Regions from separate parts of the Homo sapiens genome. Here region 2 is linked to region 1. Evidence: read pairs that join two places in POLR2A ChIA-PET (ENCODE). Cell type or tissue: PC-3. All regions are shown on one strand. Links, peaks and the distances in the headings refer to the core of each region. The heading gives the core; the rest is flanking DNA.

Evidence for each region. Peaks named below come from ENCODE experiments on the same cell type or tissue, not always from the same donor. Only the 100,000 strongest peaks of a DNase experiment are listed, where the experiment ranks them.
Region 2: POLR2A ChIA-PET joins it to region 1 with 5 read pairs; 2 of 35 experiments call an interaction of 5 or more read pairs at or near these places.

The regions. Positions count from the first base shown.
Region 1 is chr12:89,152,671-89,157,075 of GRCh38, reverse strand. No RefSeq gene overlaps it. Among named protein-coding and RNA genes, the nearest start is that of LINC02458, 140 kb to the right of the region's middle. In PC-3, for the core only: no CTCF peak of the experiment used is centred there; no DNase peak of the experiment used is centred there.
Region 2 is chr12:89,251,687-89,256,091 of GRCh38, reverse strand. No RefSeq gene overlaps it. Among named protein-coding and RNA genes, the nearest start is that of DUSP6, 99 kb to the left of the region's middle. In PC-3, for the core only: no CTCF peak of the experiment used is centred there; a DNase peak (open chromatin) is centred at 2,401; H3K27ac peaks cover 1,717 bases.

The DNA.
Region 1 (4,405 bases), core at 275-4,274:
GGTGATGCCACTGCTTTTGGGTTAAGTTCTCTTAGTCATGAATTTTGGATTTTTCTGAAGCAGAATGTGTGTTAAATTGAGCTCCAGATCATCTGAGCGTGGGATGCTATCTTACTGCTTGCCCTTGGTTAAGCTGCAATAATTTTGGCCAGAAGAATGTTCTAAGTCATCTCTCTGCTTTCAGTGGCTCAGGAAACAGAAACTAATTTTTATTTAAATCAATCCAAACCTGATTAGGAAAGGAGTTATGAAGCTACTACATGAAAGCATGAAATTCCTGCCAGAGCCAAACACATTCTTTTAAAATATTCTGTTGATTCCTTCCCATTTGGTTTGTCCATGTCACCTTGATCTCTCCATCAGGGCATATAACTAAGACTTTGCTATATTGAAACTTGATCATTTATTTCATCAATATCAAAAAGCTAACATTGACTTGAAAGATCAGAGAGTTGAAGTCCTCCCTGAAGGATATGAGCCTTAGCTTCCATTTCTTAGTGTTTCTGCTTCTTTGAAATAGGGAAGTTTATAGGTCTTACTTAGTTTCCTGGTGCCCACTGGTCTTTTGTTTTCCTGTGTTTTACAAAACTGAGTCACTGAAACCCTTCCTATTTCACCATCGTACAGACATGGTATCATTATTAAGAAAATAAAACTTTGTATTCTTTGTGGGCTGTCAGAAAATCTGGTTATTAAACACCATTATAGGAGACTGATCCAAGATACTTTGTATGTATTTAAACAGTTGGCCAGTGATGAAGAATAGCTATTCTTTTTAGAGTTGTTCTTTCTGTTGTCAAGTTTGGGTCAGTTGGACCAACTGAAATTTAGAAAGATAAATTGAGTACCAGGTTTTATTTAAATATATAAGAAGCTTATTTAAAGAAGAATTGTAAACATGCCCCTTTTCAATCAGAAATTAATTAAGGATTTTCTTTTTAAAGAGTGCTGGGAGTGAAACCTTGGCAAAGGTGAGATTTTGATAACTCCTACACAATACAGTGCAGGCTAGGAAAGAGGAAATAAGCAAATTCCCTAGGTTAGCCACAAAGAGTCAGTCTGATGGGCATTTTACTTGAGTTCATAAAAGGATCCCTTCTACCAAGTAAGCAAGTAAACTTGACACCAGAATTTGAATATATGGAAGTGATTTCTTAAAAATGTTCTTCTGGTGTTTTGAGAAGTTTGAGTCCAACAAAATTATCTTGGATATCATGTAATACATTTATAAAATTCACCATGATAGATTTCATAATGAGGTGAAGTTACTATAAGTATTTTAAATGATTGCAACTGATTTATAATTAGAGGATGAAAGAAGAAACCATGCGAACTCAAATTTTAGTAGAACTAATGCTGACATTCTTCTCCTTTCTATTTCTTCTTCTCTCTATATAACATTATGTGATTGATTTGTTCACTCCCCCTCCAACATAAACACACACAAAATTATTTTAGGGTAAGTGTTGAGGGGAGGTCCAAGCCAGAGTACACAGGTTCTGTCTGACTATTGGATATGTTTTGTCTGCCTCTACAGAGTGTTTAGAAATTTTTAAATGTATCCTCAACACCAAAGCCAAAAATCTAAATTTCTGGCTTCTCTTGAAAAATGAAGAGATCTTGTGTAACTGGGTCTGAAGTTTCTGTGTGGCCTCAAGAGGCTGGAGCTGAGCAGTGGCACTCACATCCCATTTCCAATAGCCATGAACAACAGGCATACTTAGGAAGTACCACAGGTTCTGTTCCAGACCACCATAATAAATTGAGTCACATGAATTTTTTGTTGTCAACAGAGGGCGTAAAATATTCAGTAAACCATGCAGTAAACAGATGTGCTGTCATCAGGCTTTGTTTTTTCATTTATAGAGCACATACAGAGTAGATTTAGCATCATTCTTAAGGACTCTAGGGTTTTCAGAATGGTAATGAGCATTGGCTTCACACTGAAGTTGAAGGGCACATAAAAGTTGTGTTTACACTATAGTCTGTTAAGTGTGCAATAGCATTATATCTAAAAAAATGTATATACCTCAATTTAAAACATTTTATTGCTAAAAGTGCTAACAGTCATCCCAGCCTTCAGCTCATCATAATCTTTTTACTGGTAGAGTGTATTGCCTCAGTGCTGACAGCTGCTGGCTGATAAGGGTGGTGGTTGCTGACGATTGGGGCGGCTGTGGCAATTTCTTAAGAGAATAAAGTTAGGACTTCATGTCTAAAACACCAAAAGCAATGGCAACAAAAGAAAAAATTGACAAATGGGATCTAATTAAACTAAAGAGCTTCTGCACAGCAAAAGAAACTACCATCAGCGTGAACAGGCAACCTACAAAATGGGAGAAAATTTTCGCAACCTACTCATCTGACAAAGGGCTAATATCCAGAATCTACAATGAACTCAAACAAATTTATAAGAAAAAAACAAACAACCCCATCAAAAAGTGGGCAAAGGATATGAAGAGACACTTTTCAAAATAAGACTTTTATGCAGCCAAAAGATACATGAAAAAATGCTCATCATCACTGCTCATCAGAAAAACGCATATCAAAACCACAATGAGATACCATCTCACACCATTTAGAATGGCGATCATTAAAAAGTCAGGAAACAACAGATGCTGGAGAGGATGTGGAGAAATAGGAACACTTTTACACTGTTGGTGGGACTGTAAACTAGTTCAACCATTGTGGAAGACAGTGTGGCGATTCATCAGGGATCTAGAACTAGAAATACCATTTGACCCAGCCATCCCATTACTGGGTATATACCCAAAGGACTATAAATTGTGCTGCTATAAAGACACATACACACATATGTTTATTGCAGCACTATTCACAATACAAAGACTTGGAACCAACCCAAATGTCCAACAACAATAGACTGGATTAAGAAAATGTGGCACATATACACTATGGAATACTATGCAGCCATAAAAAATGATGAGTTCATGTCCTTTGTAGGGACATGGATGAGATTGGAAATCATCATTCTCAGTAAACTATCGCAAGAACAAAAAACCAAACACCGCATATTCTCACTCATAGGTGGGAATTGAACAATGAGATCACATGGACACAGGAAGGGGAACATCACACTCTGGGGACTGTTGTGGGGTGGGGGGAAGGGGGAGGGATAGCTTTAGGAGATATACATAATGCTAAATGACGAGTTAATGGGTGCAGCACACCAGCATGGCACATGTATACATATGTAACTAACCTGCACATTGTGCACATGTACCCTAAAACTTAAAGTATAATAATAATAAAATTAAATTAAAAAAAAAAGACAGTAAAGTTTGCCACATGGATTGACTCTTCCTTTCATGAAAAATTTCTCTGTAGAATGCTCTGATGTTTGATAGCATTTTACCCACAATAGAACTTGTTTTAAAATTGGAGTCAATCCTCTCAAACTCTGCTGCTGTTTTTCAACTACATTTATGGAATATTCTAAATTCTTTGTTGTCATTTTCAACAATGTCCACCACTTCTTGACCAGGAGTAGATTCCATCTCAAGATACCACTGTCTTTGCTCATCCATTGTAGGCAACTTGTCATCCTTTCAAGTTTTATCATGAGATTGCAACAGTTCACTCACATCTTCAAACTCCACTTCTAATTCTAGCTCTCTTGCTATTCCACCACATCTACAGTTACTTCCTCTAACCCAAAGACAGTTTAAAGCCTGATAGCCAAGCTACAAGTTAAATCCTTGGACTGGCATTGAGAACTTGTCTTCCCATTTGGTGCTCTTTCCTCTGATCCCCACCTTTCACCTATTTTAAATGCACCTACCCTTTCCTAATTGGTTTTCTACACTGTCATGCCCACCTTTGAGTGGTGTCTTTGCTTTAACCTTTTTTTTTTTTTTTGCACATTCACAAACCAATCAGCATGCACTCACTATTCTGAGTACATAAAAGGCACTGGACCCAGCCACATGGGGGACTTCACTGTCTTTGGGTAGGAGGACCACCCCCGCGTCCCATCTCTGCTCAGAGTTGTTTCATCGCTCAATAAAATTATTCCATCTTCCTCATCCTTCAATTTCAAGCATCCTCATTCTTCTTGGGTGTGGTATATGAGCTTGGAAACCACTGAACGTGGGTCCAAGCTATAACACAGGCGAGCTGGGGCATGCCTTTATGGCTGAGTGGGGACCCAGGCAGGGCATTGCTGGCCAGAAGTCCCTGGCTTGCAAAGTGACCAGGAAGAAAAATCCTGCATCATTAGTAGTGTGAGAATGGACTAATACAACCCCTGAGGTATCACTATCTATGACAGCTATAGCCTTATGAAATGTATTTCTTAAATAATAAGACTTGAAAGTTGATACTACTCCTTGACCCCTGAGCTACAAAATGGATGTTGTGTTAGCAGGCATGAAAACAACATTAATCT
Region 2 (4,405 bases), core at 85-4,084, 99 kb before region 1:
GGGAGACTGCTAAACAGCCCACAGTGCACAGGATGACTCCTCTAAATAAAGAATTATCTGGCCCAAAGCATCATTGGTGTCAAAGTTGAGAAACACAGAAGTTAGGCCTTACTACTTAGAATATTGGTACATGCCTTGGCCCTCACTAAATTATAGCAGGTGATTTGTATCCATTTAGATTGCTAATCTCTGGAAATAGGGAACTTCTGTTCTTGTGTTAAAGCAGTACATTTTTATTAGTGAATAAGGATTAGTTCTTTGTTTTAGACTGGAGCTGATTTATGTTTTGTGAAAAAAGAGTAAGATTTTGAAGGTGTGGGAGCAGGGAAATTTACAGAGAGATATATAAAACATTTGAAAATCAATTATTTTATATATTGTTGTACTTAAACACTTTTTATTTTCTTGAGACAGGGTCTTGCTCTGCCTCCTAGGCTGGAGTGCAGTGTCATGATCATGGCTCACGGCAGCCTTAATCTTCGGGGCTCAAGCGATCCTCCCACTTTAGCCTCCTGAGTACCTGGGATCACAAACATGTGAATAAAACTTTCATCTTGATAGGGTTTGGATATTGGTCCACTCTAAATCTCATGTTGAAATGTAATCCCCAGTACTGGAGGTGGGGCCTGGTGGGAGGTATTTGGATTATGAGGATTATGAAGATGGATCCCTCATCAATGGCTTAGCACCGTCCCCTTGGTGATGAGTGAGTTCATATTAGATATGTGCATGGTACCTCCTCACTCTCTCTCTTACTCCCTCTCTTGCCATGTGATGCACCTGCTGCTTCTTCACCTTCTGCCATGGCTGTAAGCTTCCTGAGGCCTTCACCAAAGCAGATACCACTCAGCTTTTGGTGCAGCCTGCCGAACCATAAGCCAATTAAACCTTTTTCTTTATCAATTACCCAGTCTGGGGTATTCCTTTATAGTAATGCAAGAATGGCTTAATACACATCTCAATTAAAAAAATGAGATAAATGATTAATCCACCATCTTTTTTTGAGAAGAGACATGGCTGTGCATAATAGATATATTCAGAACATGAGCCAACATTTGATACTACTCTTAGACTTTTGGTTGTATGGATTTTAAGTACTGGAACTACTTTGACACCAACAAGATCAACTTTTCTTTAAACAGGCATTTTCTAAGAACTTAAAGTGAACATATCTTGTCTTAGGCAACTTAAGGAAGTTATGGTTTATGGGGGTGAAATGATAAACAAACCAGTAGTCCTGACATGAGGGGATTGAGGAATTCAGTGGTGATTCATTGATGATAGAGTGGGATACAGAGGCAGGGATGGGATTCTATGGGTTCATAGGGGAGAAAACTTCTGTCTCCATGGAGGAGGTGGAGTAGGCAGTGAAGGTGAGATTTTAGTCAATCCTTAAAGACGATCAGGGTCTGCATGGCAGGCAATAAGAAGATGGGGAGGTTGGAAAGGGAGGGAAAAGCCCAGGCTACTTAGAACAACTGCACAGTTTTTGCTGAAAATTCAACCTATATGCTGAAACAGGTCTGCTTCTCCCCAGAGGAGGTGGTACCTTTTTCTTTGGACAAAATTTCCTTCCACTTTCTGGTTCGGTCCTCTAGGACTATGATATGGTTTGGCTCTGTGTCCCCACCCAAATCTCACCTTGAATTGTAATAATCCCCACGTCTCGTGGGAGGGAACCAGTGGGAGGTAATTGAATCATGGGTACGTGTTTTTCTGTTCTCGTGATAGTGAATAAGTCTCACAAGATCTGATGGTTTTATGAAAGGGCAGTTCCTGTGCACACTCTCTCTTGCCTGCTGCAATGTAAGACATGTCTTGCTTCCCCTTCACCTTCCACCATGATTGTGAGGCCTCCCCAGGCATGTGGAACTGTGAGTCAATTAAACCTCTTTTCTTTATAAATGACCCAGTCTTGGGTATGTCTTTATCAGCAGCATGAGAACAGACTAATAGAGACTGTATTTTTCTAGAGATGGGGGACTACTAAATATTTGCACTATTTTTTTTATAGCCACAAAAAGGACTTGGTTCTGACATTCTAGATATTGAATACATCTCTTGCAAAGCCATGGAAAAGTGAACTGGGATGACATAGCTTTTATGGCATGAAATGAAGCTTATGGAGTTGCTGGCACACTTTATTACCTCTGTTTCAGGAAAAGCCCTGGTGTCTCTGTGGAAGATTGATGGGTTGATGCTGGGGGAGATGAGATTGGAGTCAGGGGTTCATTGTCATGTCATTCTGGAGCAAATTTAAGTTAGCATAAGTGTAATAAAGCCATAATTAGCTTTAATCCTTTGAAACTAACATTAATGGGGAGATCATCTGCTATAAACATTTTACTGGCAGCAGGATATGAATCATAAATAATCCAAGTTTGGAGGGAACAGCCACCTTATCCAAATACCCTTTTGGCACAAAAAATCAATAAAGTGACACATGCATCTCTTTTAAAGGTTATATAGAGGGCTCTTTCGAAGACAGGTTACTTTTTCCTTTACCAAATTTAACTTTACAAGATGTCTTCAGAATCTTTATTTTCCTGCAATTGTTGAGGAGAATTGATCATTTACTAAATTTGGGTGTAAAATAAAAACAAAATTAATATGATTCTGTGATATTTGTGATGTTGGAGTTTTTAAGAAATCTCAGTAAGCAGTAGTTTCATAAACTCATTGACTCTTTAAATTAGAAAAGATCTTAGAAATAATATCTCTCAACTTCCTAATTTTACAAGTAAGAAACTTGAAGTCCAAAGACATTATGGAATTTGCCTAAGTCCGTGTAGTTAGCTATTGGCTGATCTGGGATCTGAAGCGAATTTTCTGGCTTCTTAGTCTAGGATTTACTCCATCAGAAAATGAAGGTCTCCCCCTCCCCCACCTCAAGAATTTTCAAAACTGGCAGTGATGTGTTTATTTTAATTTCACAGCAAATTTCCCCAGTTCCTCTGTCAAGCAGTACAAGGGATATTCTTCCTCAGTTGTATCAGTTTTAAACAAGTGATTGGGACTGATCTTTGGTTTGCTTGTGTTTTGGTGGTTTCCTTTTTATTCTTTTAGGATCTGGAGATTCTGGTGTATTCTCTTGTTCTTACTGGGAAAAACACAGAAAACTCTCTCTGCTTTGCGAAGTGTGGAGGTTCTTCCCAGATGTATAGTCAAGGAACAGAACAATTGTTAATAAAAACATTCATGAGATTAGGACAAACTCTATTAGCTTAGTGAATGAGTACTTAATGATAAAATATTCTAGATTTCCTGCAGAAGTAAAATATATATGAAGCTCAGACAATGAAAAAAGCAACATATTAAAGTCTCTCAAATAGGTTGAAAAAGATTTGCAAAATGGCATCTGGTAAACTCATTCTTGACTGCAAACAGGAATTATTATTATTTGGCCCCAGAGATATTTTCTCACAGTCAAATGTGGCGGGGAGGCGGGTGGTGTTGTCACTTCATCTGATCTGGTGTTTTATAAACCATAAACTCTGCGTCAGAGTGGGGCTCTTTCTTCTTTTGGAGTTCTCCAGGCTAGCTCAGGCTTGTTCAGGGGGCCCTCCCCATAACTTCTGAATTTTTAAAACATTGAGGCTAAGTGCTGTCATTAATCCAACACAGCTCTACTCCAACTCTTTTCTGGGTCAGCACATTCAGATTTTCCCACATGTAGCTTGGCCTCAGCAAGAGTCGATGACTCAAGTTTCTGTTGTATAAATATGAAGGTTTGTACTTACTGCCTCAATTTATGTTGCTAGGGTCTTTATACCTTGTGTTTGATTCATAACTACTACATCAACTCTCAGATTAAACGGTATATTGTTTGCACTTTCCAATCTTAAATGGTCTTTCAATATAAAGTTAGACCATTTAGATAAGTTTCCCTCTTTAATTCTGTGAAGCAGATACTGTTTATGGTCATGCCCACATATTCTTATCACCTTCTTCCTGAGTTTTTGCTGAGCACATGGTTTCCCAGCATGACTCTGTATTTCCCAGTCTTCCTAGTAGCTGTGTGGCCTTGTGACTAAATTTGGGTTTGTGATCTGAAGTATGGTGACTCTTATGGGTTGTGCTCCTAGAAAGGCATATGGCGTGCTCAATGACTCTTTCTTCCCTTTCTCACTGGAGTTGCCTAGAACCCAGAGATGAAAGCCTTATCTTGAGAATGACAATGCTGTCCTGTCAGCCTAGCACCACTTACCTCTGAGCAGTTATGTGAGAAAGAAATGATTTCTGTCTCGTCATTGTATTTTGAATCTTTCTGTTATGTTACTAAACCTTGTCCTAATTAATGTACCTTGCTAGTGTGTTTTAAACCATTCCAAATTCATTCCTGAATCAAGTAGAAGCTGTGGAGATGTTTGTTGAAACTATAAGGAAATTCTTTGATAAAGAATGC